Regions from separate parts of the Homo sapiens genome. Here region 1 is linked to region 2. The links are chromatin loops, found by intact Hi-C in ENCODE. Cell type or tissue: B cell. All regions are shown on one strand.

What was found. Hi-C counts contacts between places; a loop is a spot of excess contacts. Peaks named below come from ENCODE experiments on the same cell type or tissue, not always from the same donor. Only the 100,000 strongest peaks of a DNase experiment are listed, where the experiment ranks them.
Region 1: a loop joins it to region 2, with 14 times the contacts of the local background. A loop is called at or near these places in 7 of 110 quality-filtered maps.

Annotation. Positions count from the first base shown.
Region 1 is chr11:3,413,810-3,421,809 of GRCh38, reverse strand. It overlaps the pseudogene FAM86GP. Among named protein-coding and RNA genes, the nearest start is that of ZNF195, 39 kb to the right of the region's middle. In B cell, a CTCF peak has its summit at 4,644 (motif pointing right); a DNase peak (open chromatin) is centred at 4,656.
Region 2 is chr11:3,032,940-3,040,939 of GRCh38, reverse strand. CARS1 (cysteinyl-tRNA synthetase 1) reads left to right here. Exons shown (of 23, transcript NM_001014437.3): 4 at 1-44; 5 at 1,009-1,105; 6 at 1,648-1,746; 7 at 2,741-2,890. It overlaps CARS1-AS1 (CARS1 antisense RNA 1), which reads right to left. Exons shown (of 2, transcript NR_046580.1): 2 at 1-160. Among named protein-coding and RNA genes, the nearest start is that of CARS1-AS1, 7.5 kb to the right of the region's middle. RefSeq lists an enhancer at 1-889. In B cell, CTCF peaks have their summits at 3,273 and 3,473 (motif pointing left); DNase peaks (open chromatin) are centred at 3,489, 4,289 and 5,369; H3K27ac peaks cover 2,711 bases.

The DNA of each region.
Region 1 (8,000 bases), 380 kb before region 2:
TTAATGCACCCGGCCCCATTTGTAATTCATGTGCGGTGAGCTCACTGGGATGAGTGAGTTTGGATATATATTCCTCCCTGGGTCTGCCCCATTTTATGGGGTGTTGCTTAATCATTTGCGTTATTCCATTGATATGAAATATTTGCACTCAGAGATCATTTCCGGTCAGGAGAAATTTGTGCACTTTTAACCCAAAATAGAAACCTTCATAAAAGCATCATAGGTCTCCATTCAATATTGACTATAATTGTTCACATGCCCACGCTGAATGCTAACTTGGGCTCACCCTCAACACCCACGAGGTGGGTACTATTATTACCACTCACATTTGACCAGAGGGATTGTTTGATTAGGGTGCAGTAGTTGAGAGTTCAGACCCAGGAGACAGCCTGCCTGCTTCGAAACCTGGCCCAACCCCTGGCCCTGTGTGACCTTGGGCAAGTGACTGCATCTCTCTGTGCTGTTGTTTTCTTATTAATAAAATGGGGGATAGAATGATACCTACCTCTTAGGGTTGTTGTCAGGGTTGAGTACAAAAGCCTGTGGATCAGTGCCTGGCTCATGGTAAATGCATGTCAGTGTTAGATAGTGTTTTTATTCAGTCTCAAAATGTTTAATAAATGCCTTCTATGAGCCAGACACCATGGATCAGCAGTACCCGTGACAGATGAGGGTCTGCTTGCATGGGAGAGCCAGAGAATAAACAAAGAAATGAAGAAACAAGAAAAGACCAGATGAGAGTGGCTTTAAAGCCAATAAAACAGGGAAATGGTGAATGGAGCAACTGGGGAGAAGAGTCACCAAAGTCGGGGAATCAGGGAAGCCTTCCCCAAAGAGGTGGCATTTGAACTGGGGCCTGAGTGGTGAAGCAGCCAGCCATGGGAAGGGCTTGGGGGAACAGGATATGCACAGGTCCTGTGGTGGAAACAAGCCAGCTGTGGTTGAGGAACAACAGCAAGGCAGCCAGTGTGGCTGGAGTGGAGTGAGCAGGGTTGGCCAGGGGTGAGGGAGAACAGGCCAGAGAGAGGGATTAGGACCAGGTCTTGTAGGGCCTTTTACGGCAATGGAAGGAGCTCTGAAGCAATGAAGTGCCTTGCCCTGTGTCACATACCAGCCGAGACAGTCTACCTAATTCGGGAGCCAAAGTTCGCTGCTGGGCTTGAGGCCCCTGTAAAAGGACAATGTAACCCAGGCTGGTATGGGCACATTCTGCATTTCCACTTAGATGGCAAGCCCATCAAACCTTGGTGCCATGGCTGCCCTGGTAACCAGTGCAATCCTGGCTGACCAGTGCAACCAGGGAGCTGGCCCATGACCCAGGTGGCCTCTAAGTAGCCAGGACTAATGCGGCCAAGAGTCAGTCTTCTAGCCTTCTTCCTGTGACTCATCCAGGTGCACCCTGCGACATCTGAAGGTCAGGCTTTCAGCTGCTGTGGCTTCCACTTCCAACTGGCTCCACGTCCCCAGGGAGAGATCACACAGCGCTTTGCCAACACATTCTATTGCGTGTTTAATGTTCCTGTGAAAGCGCCCTTGAGATTTCTCTCTCTCCCCTCCACACAGAGCTTAGAAGCAAAGTTAAGAGACTCATCAGATTCTGAGCTTCTGCGGGATATTTTGCAGAATCCCAGATATTTGTAAGAATCCCAGAGTCCCTGGGACTCATGACCCTGCCTCCTGAATCTCTCCGGAAGACCTGAGAGAAGAACCACAGGTGTGCTTGTACCCTTTAAAAACACACCTGTTCAAAGAACATTGAACATTGAGTCAGCACTGCAGGTGGGTGTCGGCACCTCCGACAGCTCCAGCTCTTTCATTTTCTATCTAAGACTTAGACAAAGACATCAGAATATACAAAAATCTGCATGAGAGGGGGGAATCTAGGGAAAGTTTTTTAAACCATCTACAGCAAAAACAGAGATGACAGGTGCAAAACAGCTTCTAGCATTTGGTAGATGCTCAGAGACTTTCTTTTTTGCATTCATGAGACCTGTCCTGCCCACTCCTGTCTCTTCTAGACCTAAATGGGCCCTTACTTTGCCCAGGGTGGGGTTTGGACTCAAGAGCATCTGCATGCAGGTGAGAGGCAGGATCACCACCCCGCCCAGCCACAGCCTGACTTTGGCCTTGAGGGCCAAGTGCAGATCACCCTGCATCCTGGGTCTTCACCTTTGAAGGGCCATGAGCCCTTCTGAAAAGACAAAGCAATAGACTCCCTCCCAGAGAGAAGTGCACCAGAAGAATACATTTTCCATACAAACTCTGGAGGCAGACATCCTCCACCTCCACCCAGCCAGCCCATCCTAGGGGCCCCGGTGAAGAATTCTTGTGCTAGAGGTGAACCAAGATTATCCATGTGGAAAAGATGCAGCCACAGGAGGGAAGACTTTCGGGGCAATGCAGTAGGTCAGGGCTTCGAGCATGGAGATACCTGAAGTTATCTCGCACCCTGCTCTGAGTTTCACCCTGAGCCTCACTCTCGTAGGTGGTGAAGCATGAAATGTAGGGATAGCTGCTTTAAAACCCAGCACAAGGCTGGGTGCACTGGCTCACACCTGTAATCCCAGGACTTTGGGAAGCTGAAGTGGACGTATCCCCTAAGGTCAGGAGTTCAAGACCGGCCTGGCCAACATGGCAAAAACCCACCTCTACTAAAAATACAAAAATTAGCTGGGCATGGTGGTGCACGCCTATAGTCCCAGCTACTTGGGAGGCTGAGGCAGGAGAATCGCTTGAACCCAGGAGGCAGAGGCTGCGGTGAGCCAAGATTGGGCCACTGCACTCCAGCCTGGGCAACAGAGCGAGACTGTGTGTCAGAAAAAATGAAAAACCAGCACCAGCCTGAAGAGCCTGTGTATTGCGTGGGGTACTTTGCTGCCCTTGGGCAGAATCTGCATCCCTCCCAGCCAGCAGGCACTGCGGACCGTCTCCTCCCTCTCCCTCCAGGCTCCTGTTTTCCCACCGCCCCCCTCCTGCTGCAGCAGTCCCTCTGCCCTCCGTTCCAAGTGCCAGGCCGCGGCCACCTCAGAGCTTGCACCAGCTGTTGCCACTGCCTGGAACTTGCTCGTCCTGCACTCGGCTTCTCTCGACTTTAGCTGGAGTGTCACCCTGAGCGTCCCCTCCCCTCCATCCTGTCCCCAGGGACACACACTCCAAGAGAGCAGTTGCCAAGTGGGCCTTCCCGCCTCTTCCATAGAGCCAGACAGTTGGCGACTGTCCTTACTGCAAACCCTGGTTCACACTGGCACCCCTGGGAGGGAGGTGGTTTGGGCCCACGTGCCCTGTGTTCCTGCTCAGAATGGGCATTAGAAATGCTGCCATAGCCTGTGCCACTGCAGTGGAAGCATTTTTAGGAAACGGTTTATATCTTAAGACAAACTTCAGATGCATGGGGCCAGAACGCTGTGTCCATCTACATCTTTGCTGAGGGATCGGGTAGCCTGGAGTTTGCCCTCTGCTGTGTTGGCTTGAAGCTCATAGGGGACTTAAGACGGGCTCTCGAGCAACCAACGTTCTGTCCTTTGCCGTAGACTGTGAAGCATCCTGTGTGTGTGAAGCACCGGCTGTCAGTCAAGTATGCCCGGTGCTTTCTCTCAGAACTCACCAAAAAGGTCCGTTATGGGGAGTGTCCGCCCAGTAGCCAGACAGCATAGCCACCTGCGTGCTGGAGCCCCTGTCCTTCCCAGGCCCTGGGCCTGCTTTGCAAACAGCAGCATGACAGGGGCCTCCCCAGGCAACTGGCTGCAGCCACGTGTGACCCATGGGAGACAGTGCAGGGCAGGAAGAAGGGGAGGCCAGTGTCTCTCCCTCACTCTGCCTCCTGGGGTTTCCACAGCAGCTGCTTCTCTGGGGCCCCAGCTCCTAGCATATGGATTCTCATTCCTACCAGGCTGGTCCAGCCCACAGCACTGGAACCCTCACCCACACCCTCTGTCCTGCCCGCCGAAGGGTTTGGAGTTTCCTGCTCTTGTCTGTCTCTGGGTTGCCCCATGGGCCCCTGTTGGAAGGTTTAGCTCTTGCCATACCTTTGGAACTAGTTCCTCTGGTGAATTCTCTGCATTGATCCTGCTGGAATGAGCTCTTTCCTGACTGATGCAGGATGGATTTTATTTTTTACTTATTTTTTTGAGACAGAGTCTCACTGTGTTGCCCAGGCTGGATTACCGTGGCACAGTCTCGGCTCCCTGAAACCTCTGCCTCCTGGGTTCAAGCAACTCTCGTGCCTAGCCTCCTAAGAAGCTGGGACTACAGGCACATGCCACCATGCCTGGCTAATTTTTGTATTTTTGGTAGAGACAGAGTTTCACCATGTTGGCCAGGCTGATCTCGAACTCCTGACCTCAGGTGATCCACCTGCCTCGGCCTCCCAATGTGCTGGGATTACAGGCATGAGCCACCGCACCTGGCCTAGGATGGATTTTAAAGATGGGCCCGAAAGTGCAGGGTTTGACATAAGGATGTCGAGAGGCCATTCCTCAGTAGGCAGTAGCAGACCTATCTTAGTGAAAGGGCCACACTTTTAGCAAGTAAACAATCCCCTGCTTCTCCAATACCTGCTTTCTCCCTAATCCTCCCCAAAAGGGTGCATCTGTGGTCACCAGCAGGTCTGCCCTGTGCCACCAGGAGAGGGCAGCAGTCACCCAGTGTATATTGTTGCTGCCCTGTGAATCTTAAGATGGGGCCAGCCATGGAGAAGCAGCCTGCTGACAGCCACAGCCTGCAGCATGGGCCGCCCTCACAGTTCTGCCTGGGCTCACTTAAAAGCACCTTTTGTTTTCCTCCTCTCTGTCATGGTCATGTGGCAGCTCTCACGGAATCCTTGTCTCCTGCCCTAGACTACACCTAACCCTACCCTCTCAACACCTCTCGTTGAAGGCCCTCCCATCCAGGTTTCCCTACCAAGTGAATTTTTTTTTTAGAGACAAGGTCTCTTGCCCAGGCTGTCCTCGAACTCCTGGGCTCAAGCAGTCCTCCCATGTCAGCCTCTAGAGTAGCTGGGACTATTCGGCACACACCACCATGCCCAATGAAGTGAATATTTTACATGCCAGCTGGCTGGTATTACACCATTCCATCCCAAATCTCCCCTCCAAACTTGGTGAAAATCATCTGACCATTTTTACAGATTAGAACGAAAGCAAACAAGCTCTCACTCTGTCTGACCCCAGCACGAGGCTGTCCACACAGAGCTTTTGGACAAGCTGTACGAGGACCTGGCAGAGACCCTGATGGCCAAGGAGTCCACCCAGGGCCACCCGAGCTATTTGCTGGTATGAGAAGGGCACCCTCCTCCCCCTCACAGCCCAGATACCCTTCCTGCACAAAGTGAAAACGTGGGTGTGGGTTCAAATCCTGACTCACCCATTCTGCAGTCTTAGACATGAGGTCCGTCAACCTTCTTTAGCCTCAGTTTCCCTGTCTGTAAATCAAGCACTTCAACAACAACAGCATGTCTCATGGGGTTGTTGGGCATTTGTCCAATAGGTGACACACTCTACCTGCTTCACAAGGACCTGGTGTCCAGTCCTCAAAGAATACTTGACAGGTCCTGGTGTGGTGGTTCACACCTGTAATCCCAGCACTTTGGGAGGCTGAGGTGGGTGGATCCGAGGTCAGGAGTTCAAGAGCAGCCTGGCCAATATGGTGAAACCCTGTCTCTACTAAAAATACAAAAATCAGGCCGGGCGTGGTGGCTCATGCCTGTAATCCCAGCACTTTGGGAGGCTGAGGCAGGTGGATGACCTGAGGTCAGGAGTTTGAGACCAGCCTGGCCAACATGGTGAAACTCTGTCTTTACTAAAAATACAAAAATTAGCGGGTGTGGTAGTAGGTGCCTCTAATCCCAGCTACTCGGGAGGCTGAGGCAGGAGAATCTCTTGAACCCAGGAGGTGGAGGTTGTAGTGAGCCAAGATCACGCCATTGCACTCCTGCCTGGGCAACGAGAGGGAAACTCTGTCTCAAAAAAAAGTGGAAAAATTAGCCACACATGGTGGCACATGCCTGTAGTTGCACCTACTTGGGCAGCTGAGGCAGGAGAATTGCTTGAACCCAGGAGGCAGAGGTTGCAGTGAGCCAAGATTGTGCCACTGACTCCAGCCTGGGTGACAGAGCTCAAAAGAAAATAAGATAAAACATAGATACAGAAAACCACAAAGGAAAAACATAGCATATTGAATCATCACAAGGCAGCCACCCCTTCATAGCCACACCTGGCCCCTGGCCACCACTGACCTGTGCTCCATCACCAGAATTCCGTTGTCTCAGGAATGTTCGATGAATGGAATCCTGTGTGGCCTGAGATGAGTGTCTTTCATGCCACGTGACACCCTTGAGGCCCGTGCAAGCTGTTGGCATGTCAACAGTTAGCTGCTTCTCATTGCTGAGTGGCGATTGGTCCTGTCATGGTTTATTCAGCCATGTGGTGGATGGCTACTTGTCTTCTAAGCCACTTGCCTTCTGATTGCTGGACTGACTCTCTCGCCCTCTCTTGGTGCAGCCCTCGGGAGGCTCAGTCACACTCTCCGAGAGCACAGCCATCATCTCCCATGGCATCACAGGCCTGGTCACATGAGATGCTGCCCTCTACCTGGCAGAATGGGCCATCGAGAACCCGGCAGCCTTCTCTCATAGGTGACCTCGGGGCGCACGGCAGGACACCGAGGCAGGCTCACCCTGGTGCAGTTACAGACATGGTCCCCTTTCCTCCCGCCAGGACTGTCCTAGAGCTTGGCAGTGGCGCCAGCCTCACAGGCCTGGCCATCTGCAAGATGTGCCGCCTCCAGGCATACATCTTCAGCGACTGTCACAGCCAGGTCCTCGAGAAGCTCCGAGGGAATGTCCTTCTCAATGGCCTCTCATTAGAGGCAGACATCTCTGCCAACTTAGACAGCCCCAGGGTGACAGTGGCCCAGCTGGACTGGGACGTCGCGACGGTCCATCAGCTCTCTGCCATCCAGCCAGATGTTGTCATTGCAGCAGGCAATGCCCAGCCCCGGGCACTCTGTGCAGGCGGTGTCCTTGCAGCTCTACCCAGCTCTGGGCTCTGGGAAAAGGGAACAATGGACGCTGTCGGGCATGGACATGATGGGGCTTCCAGAAGAGTTACTCTGGGCCTCCAGGGTGACATCAAAGGACAGGGGTGCCTCTTAAGGTGACCTTCCAGCCACAGCCCTCTTGTTGGAGACAGGCATACTCCCATTACAGTCATCACCACATGGCTCTGTCCCAGAGCCATGCCTCTGTCTTTCAGAGACCACAGGAGGAAAACAACCACTTCTGGGATGAGGACAGGGCCCTTGAGAGAAGGTGGTGTTTGGCTGGGCCACCGAAAACCCCTCGCCCCTGCCAGCACACTCGGTCTCCTCTCTGGTTGAACAGAGCTCTGCCTGTGGTCCTGGGTCCCAGCCCTGAAACCCACAGGTCCAGCGGTGGCCAGGGACACAGGCCCACCCCTGCAAGCCAGCAGACAAATCGGCAGACACCTGAAACACGAAGTTCATGGCAGGGTCAGGCTTTGTGTCATTCACAGCCCTCTAGATAGGCCGAGAACCAGAGCTCATTTTTTAAGGAACACCAGTGAGTCTGGAGATTTTTTTCTTTTGCTTCGGTCTTTTGCAGCTTTCTCTACTAAGGGTTCTCCTTTTTCACCCAAGCAATTGCCTTTCCATCTAATGGCCCAAATGGTCAAATGGCATCTACTAGTCTCATATGACTGCTGCCTCTCTGGCCTCGCCCTGCTGCTGAGGTCAGCATGACCTGGAACTGTCCGCTGGTCCCTTTCAGTAACCTGAAGCTTTCACCGTAGACGTGCTGTATTGCCCAGAATCCATCGTGTCGCTGGTCGCGGTCCTGCGGAGGCTGGCTGCCTACCGGGAGCACCAGCGGGCTCCTCAAGTCTACGTGGCCCTTATCGTCCGCAACCCAGAGACGTGCCAGCTGTTCACCACCGAGCTATGTGAGCCCACACGCCCACCCGGGCCTGCATGGTCCCCGAGCTGTC
Region 2 (8,000 bases):
TGTGGGCCAACCGTCTATGACGCATCTCACATGGGGCACGCCAGGTAGGTCCACCGCGGGGTGTCCCTGCAGCTTCTGCAGTTGCACGCAGAAGTCAGAGCCATTGGGATCCACAGCAGCGATCTTAGGTCCACAAAGATCTTAGATCTGCTACAGAGACCTGAGATTTGAGGAATCAAGACTGAATTTCTTCTCTTATTTTTAAGATGAAAATTTTAATGCCATAAGTAATCTATATTCACTGCAGAAAGACTACAGATCACCAAAAAGAAAATGTCCATAGCCCCACTGCTAACATGCTGGACTCGACCTGGGCACTTTTTCTCACATACCTTAAAGTTTTCTCTCATCCCTCAAGCTCTCGTGGGGTCCCCAGATGCTGAGTTCCCGTGACACTCAGACCTGACAGGCCTGACGCTGGGTTGGCTGTGACCGCCCCCCGACCACTGGATGGTCATGGCTGTAGCTCCTGACGAGTAGCTGGCTGTTGGGGTAAATGCCACAGAGTCCTTTTATGTGTTCATGTTTTAGTTGCAGTGCCAAGGTCATGTATAGTCAACCCTTGAACAACCTGGAGGGTAGAGGGTGTGACCCTCTGCACAGTTGAAAATCCACACATAACTTTTGATTCCCCAAAAACTTCACCACTAAAATAGCCTCCTGTTGACCAATAGCATGCCAGTCAATGAACACATATTTTGTATATACATTACATACTGTATTCCTAATGATAAAGGAAGCCAGAGAAAAGAAAATATTATGAAGAAAATCATAAGGGAGAGGCAATATATTTACTATTCATTAGGTGGAAGTGGATCATTATAAAGGTCATCATCCTTGCCATCTTCACGTTGAGTAGACTGAGGAGGAGAAGGGGGGGTCTTGCTGTTTCAGGGATGGCAGAGAAAATCATATATAAATGCACTCATGCAGTTCAAACACGTGTTGTTGGAGGTTAAGCTATACATATCGTCTGGTGTGGAAATGTTTGTTTTTTCATTGCTTTAGGTCCTACATCTCTTTTGATATCTTGAGAAGAGTGTTGAAGGATTACTTCAAATTTGATGTCTTTTATTGCATGAACATTACGGATATTGATGACAAGGTAAAGGGAATTTGTAAGATTAAATTTTAAATGCAATTGGATGGTGTAAAAGAAGATAGAACTTTCGCATAAGTAAATAATGTAGGCTTGAGCTAGCTTGTGTTTTCACCTGATAAACATCATTTTAATCCCCTCAGTGAGTTAATATTACCACTTCTGCTACTGATATGATCATTTCTATGATGTTCAGACACGGTTAGAAACCTGCATGTTGCTCAGGGGTCGGTAGCCCTGGGTGTTTTGCAGAAGGAAGGCCTCCCACAGCACGCACTTCGACATGTGGCTTGCAGGGGAAGCTGGGGCCCCCAGGGCTCATTTCATTAAGCGTCAGAAAGATCATGTTAGGCCTTGGGCACTACTTGGCAGGTGGGAGATGGAGGGTGGTGTTTCTATTTGATGATGGTGTGCACGTCCGGGGCCCACAGTTGTCTCCCACCACCCTCACCCTCACTTAGAGTTGGCCAAGGGAGAGAGTGGCCTGCTGCAGAGGGATGCATGTGGGATCCAAGCATCACTCCCCAATGTCTGCCTTCCCTCCCCAGATCATCAAGAGGGCCCGGCAGAACCACCTGTTCGAGCAGTATCGGGAGAAGAGGCCTGAAGCGGCACAGCTCTTGGAGGATGTTCAGGCCGCCCTGAAGGTGGGCCTCTTGCTGTCTGCTCTAGAAACCGAGCCCTTTGCTTTCTGTTCTCGGTCCTTTGTAGGCTACTGTCCCTAGGGTAGTGTCAGTCTCACAGGCTTTCACAAAGTGTATGTTACTCAAGCCAGTTCCGTCAGGGGCGCTGAAGTCTCCATAGGTAAGGTCCCCTGGCCTGTGACAAAGTCACCAGCAAAGATGTACTGGAGTGGAGTGGAGAGTAGGTGACATTCCTGCCACTTACAGGAAAACAACTGAATTCATCACAGTGCCACTAATTACACTTATAAAAATGCTTACCAATATTGCTGTCTAATTTTCAATGCCAAGGTTACAACTAAATCAGAAACTTCTGCCCAAGATACAAAAGCTATACTAAGCTTTTTAATTTGGTAATACTGTAAATTTTCAGAATCTTTTGAAGAAATTAGTTCTCTCTAGTATTTTCATTCTGAATAACCATCGTTATATACTTATTTTTATTACAATAGTAAGAATAGGTCATTTTACTCTCTACTAATTATCCTTAGTAATTACAGTAATCATTATGGATATGCTTATGGCATTTTATCTCTGGAATTAAAAACAGGAATAAAATTAGAGCTGAGCAATCTTTTAGGTCAGTGAGGCCTGAGTACCTTCCTGATGGATGTGTCTGCAGCACACCTCAGAACACACTGGGTGGCCTACTTTTCCTCATCCCCAGAACAGCCCTAGAAATACTGCTCTCACACCCAATTTGCATTGGAGAAACTGAGGCACAGAGAGGTTAGGTGCCCTGTCCAGGGTCACACGTGAGAGGGCAGAACCAGGAGCTCCTGAGCCGGGAGCTTCAGTCTCTCTTAGTTCCTTACTGCCTGGCCACTTGGGTTGCACACTTCTCTATCTCTATGGGGCCATGGGAAAAACCGTTCTGTTTTCTACCTGGAATCACCTTTATGAATTTAGGTTTTGCTGAGCAGTATCTAATAGATTTGACGTCTCTTTATGGTTGCAGCCATTTTCAGTAAAATTAAATGAGACCACGGATCCCGATAAAAAGCAGATGCTCGAACGGATTCAGCACGCAGTGCAGCTTGCCACAGAGCCACTTGAGAAAGCTGTGCAGTCCAGACTCACGGGAGAGGAAGTCAACAGCTGTGTGGAGGTGAGGCTTCACACATCTCCCAGACAGCCCGTTCGGGTCAAATGTCGGGCCGTGCATAGACTGATCTGTGTGCACGGATTGATTCCACAGATTGTCTTAGTGGAAGACACTCTGTGTCTCCAGTAGCTCCACTGTGGCAGGCGGCCCTGTTCTGCGGTGGCTGAGTCAGTGCCCCTCCCCTCCCACACCCCTTTGCCCCATTTCCTGGGTGCAGAGCCTGTGCCACTGGAAGGAGACTCGGGATCCACACCCTCCCACCACTTCCATCAGATAGGCAGGAGGTGCACTTGGAACGTGGGGAGGCAGCCTTCTGTCGAAGTGTTCCAAGATTCTCCAGCGGACTCTCCCCACACCAGCTGGAGAAGGAGGAGCAGGGATTAACATTGAATTGAGCATTGAGGCCTGTGGGTACCTACTGAGCTTGGGGCCTTCACGTTGACCAGCTCTCCTGCCCCTGCCAATATCTCCTTCAGACACAGGGCAGAGACCTGGGTGCAGAGGGGACCCTGCCCTCTTCCTCAGGCCTTTCCCTGTGGCTGGCGCCCTGGACACAGTCAGGAAGGCCTTCTCCTTTGTGCCAGCGCCGCCTGCTGGTCACCCTTTAAGAACTCGATGGAAAAGAGAAGAGACGGCTGCAGCTGTGTGTAGAAAAAGAGGCCCCACTGAGGCCGCAGCCCTGCCTTCCCTCACCACTGCCCTGGCCCCACCTCAGTGATGGGGCAGGGAGTCTGTGTCTGCCCTTCGCCAGCATGTTTCTTTCTAGTTTGGTCTCTTCTGTGTCCTGACTCAGCAGATCGCTTCGTTGCGCCTGTTTCCAAACTTCACGGAAACACGCCACGTGTATGTAGTCGTCAGTGTGCTTTCACCCAAGCTGTGCTTCTGGGACGACCCACATGTGGTCACTGTCACTGCCTCAGTGCCTGCCTGGGAGCCGAGCTGTTTGTCTGTTCTCCTGGGACGGGCAGTTAGGTTTCCTTCTTACCAACAATGCTGCTGTAATTTTTTTCCCAGTTGTTCCACTAATATTCTTTTTTTTTTTTTAATTGTGGTAAAACACACATCATAAGAAATTTACCATCTTAGCCATTTTTAAAAACTTTTTTTTTGTAGAGACAGGGTCTTTTTGTGTCTGGTTTATTTTGCCCAGCATAGTGTGCCCATGGTTGACCCATGCTGTAGTGCATGTCAGACTCTGCTTCCTTCCTATGGCTGAATGATACTCTGTTGTGTATAGATGGGCCACATTTTGCTCATCCTTTCACCTGCCCGTGGACACGTGGGTTGTTTCCACCTTTTGGAGATGCAAGTAATGCTGCTATAAACCTGGGTGTACAAATATCTGTTTGGGTTCCTGCTTTCACTTCTTTTGGGGATATACACGGAAGTGGAATTGCTGGGTCATGTGATGATTCTATTTTTGATATTCTGCGTAACCACCGTATTGTTTCTGCAGTGGCTGCACTATTACACATTCCCACCCATAGTGCATGGGGTTCTGTTTTCTCCACATCCTTGCCAAAGCTTGTTATTCTTCATTTTTTTCATCCCAGTAGGTGTGAGGTGGTATACTGTGGTTTTGGTTTGCATTTCCTTAATGGCTAGTGATGTGGAGTGTCTTTTGCTGAACTGTGAGTTGTTTTGTGTTGTCTCTAGGTGGACATTTGCAAGTTTCTTTAGGCCATATACCTGCAAGTGGAATCGCTGGGTTGTGTAGGATATATGTGAGTGACTGTCGGGGGTTCCCAACACTGCCCACACATTCTGGGGCCCTAGAAGGACTCATGAGACTCGGCATCGAGTTATCATCTTGTCTAAGGTTTGTAGCAGTGACACAGCGAGGAGCAGAAGCTCAGGCGGAGTCTTCAATCATCCATGGGCAGGCTGCTGAAGCTTCCTCCCTGCCTCCCATGAGGGGACACAGCACACTCTCCCCCACCAGGAAAAAAATGCAGCCACATGTGTGAAATGTCCCTCCCTAGGGAAGCCCATCACATAGGCACCCTCTGCCTGGCACGTGCCGCAATTCCTGACTCCCCAGGAGGAAAGCTGGTGTTCCACCTGCATAAGCCACAGTGTTTGTTCAACAGCCCACTGGGGGCTGCTGCCACAGAGCTGGGTTTCCCGGCCTCTTAGCACAGGGGACATTTCAGCTCCTGGATGCCAGCTAATGGCCAGCTCTGTAGGCAGGCCTTTCTCAGGTGGCAGACACAGACCTTCTAGGCTCACTTTTATCTTCATAGTAGCCATATCAGAAATGTCTATATGGCCAGGCACAGTGGCTCACACTTGTAATCCCAGCACTTTGGGAAGCCAGGGCAAGAGGATCACTTGAGCCCAGGAGCTCCAGACCAGCCTAGGCAAAATAGTGAGACTCTATTTCTACAAAACTTTTAAAAATTAGCCAAGCATGGTGATGCAAGCCTGTGGTTCCAGCTACTGGGGAGGCTGAGGTGAGACAATCACCTGAGCCCAGGAGTTTGAGGCTGCAGTGAGCCATGAACACACCACTGCACTCCAGCCTGGGCAGCAGAGTGAGACCCAGACTCTTAAAAAAAAAGAAAGAAATGTCTATGCAAATTTCTTCTTCTTCTACCACATTTTGGGTGTGCTGTGTATTTGCACATACACCTGCATTTGTATTGTTGGATTCTTCCCTTTCATCAGTCAATGAATGTGAAGTGCTGATTGCTGTGGTTTGAATGTCCCTTTTTCCAACCTCTCCTGAGACTGAGCATCTTGTCAAGTGCTTGCTTCCAGCTGTGATTCTGTGCCCCCATCTCTCCCCCTTTCCCATGAGGTTATTGGTCCTTTTCTTACTGTTTTGTATCATTCTTATGTCTTCTGATACTAATTACTATGATTTGAATGTTTGTCCCCTCCAAAACTCATGCTGAAACTTAATCCCTAGTGTAACAGTATTAAGAGGTAAGGCCTTTTAGAGGTGATCGAGTCATGAGAGCTCTGCCCTCATGAATGGGTTAATGGATTAATGGGTTATCACAGAAGTGGGGTAGTTATCATGAGAGTGGGGCTGTTACAGAAGCCAGTTTGGCCCTCATGAGCCCCCTGGCCATGTGATGCTCTGCGCCACCTTGGGACTCTGGGAAAAGTCCCCACCAGCAAGAAGGCCCAGAACAGATGTGGCCCCTTGACCTTGAACTTTCCAGCCTACAGAATTGTAAGAAATAAATTTTATTTAAAAATTACCCATTCCCAGGCAGGGCATCGTGGCTCATGCCTGTAATCCCAGCACTTTGGGAGGCTGAGGTGGGCAGATCACGAGGTCAGGAGATCGAGACCATCCTGGCCAACATGGTGAAACCCCGTCTCTACTAAAAATAAAAAAAAAAAAATTAGCTGGGTGTTGTGGCGTGTGCCTGTAATCCCAGCTACTTGGGAGGCTGAGGTGGGAGAATCCCTTGAACCAGGGAGTCAGAGGTTGCAGTGAGCCGAGATCGTGCTGTTGCACTGCAGCCTGGCGACGAAGCAAGACTCCGTCTCAAAAAGAAAAAAAATTTTACCCATTCCCGGCCAGGCGCAGTGGGTCACGCCTGTAATCCTAGCACTTTGGGAGGCTGAGGCGGGCGGATCACCTGAGGTCAGGGGTTTGAGACCAGCCTGGCCAACATGGCAAAACCCCGTTGCTACTAAAAATACAAAAATTAGCCAAATGTGGTGGCGCGCGTCTGTAATCCCAGCTACTCTGGAGGCTGAGGCAGGAGAATAGCTTGAAACCAGGAGGCGGAGGTTGCAGTGAGCCGAGATCACGCCACTGCATTCCAGCCTGGGAAACAGAGTGAGACTGTCTCAAAAAAACAAAACAAAACAAAACAAAAAACAGAAAACAAAAAAAAGAACAAACAAACAAAAAAACAGAAAACAGACTAAGACACGAATTCATCTCTGTTACATGTTGGCATGTGTTTGTGTCTCTTAATTCTGTTCTGTTGGTCAAATTGTCCAGCCCAGACCAGGTGCAGTGGCTCGTTCCTGTAATCATAGCACCTTGGGAGGCCAAGGCAAGAGGATCCCTTGAGCCCAGGAGTTTGAGATCAGCCGGGACAACATAGTGAGACTCTATCTCTACAAAAAGTTTAAGAATTTAAAATTTAAAAAATTTATAAAAATTGCCCAGTCCTGCAGGAGTATCATGCTGTCTCTCACAGGTATCTGATGGGTAAGAGGCCCCATCTTGGTTTTGTCGTTAGGTGTGTTTTGAAGCCTCAGCTTGTCAAGTTCCATGTAAGACACTGTTGGGATTTTACATGTTGTATCTAAGAACCATCTCAGATCCAGTTTGGCTGTGTTGATCCTCTGTAGTCTTTTTGTTTTATCAGTTTTTGTCCATTCTTTATTCCTTCTTTTCTTCTTTTTCCTTTGGATTTATTCTGTTTTTCTTTGTCTCATTTAGCAGTTTAGCTTATTTTCTGATTTAAGAATTTAAGGCTATACATTTTCCTCTGACTGTTTTTGCTGCAAAATTTGACATCATTTACTTGTAAACAATTTCTAATTTCCATTTTGGATTTTTTAGCCCAGGAATTATCTAGAAGTAATTACCTAAAAGTTAATTATCTAGAATTACTTAGAAGTTTTAAATTTCCAAATTTAAATTGGATGGTACTTTTTCATATTAACTTATTGTTATTCGCTTATAACTTAATTACCCAGTGGTTGGAGAGTATGGTCTGTCCCAATCTGGATCTGTGAACAGAGACTTGTGTTGTGGCCCCTGTGTGTGCTGGTTTCTGAATGTTCTCTTGTGCTTGAGAAGATTCCGTCTAATCCCCTAGTGCACAGTTCCACATGCCATCCACTTAGCTATACCTGTTGGCCGTGTGGTTAATATTTTGTGTGTCTTTGCTAATTCTTCCTGTTGGCTTAGCCTATTCATACAGTTTCTTAAAAAAACAAAAACAAGAACCAAAACAAAACTCCCCCTCTGATGATGAATTTGTCTGTTTCTCCTTATTTTTTCACTTTTTAGAAAAAAAAAAAGTTTTTTTTTAGAGGAGATTCTGGTTCACATCAGAATTGAGAGGCTATATATATCCCCTACCCACCTCACCGTCACCTCCCCCAGCATCCGCACCCACCAGGGGGTACGTTT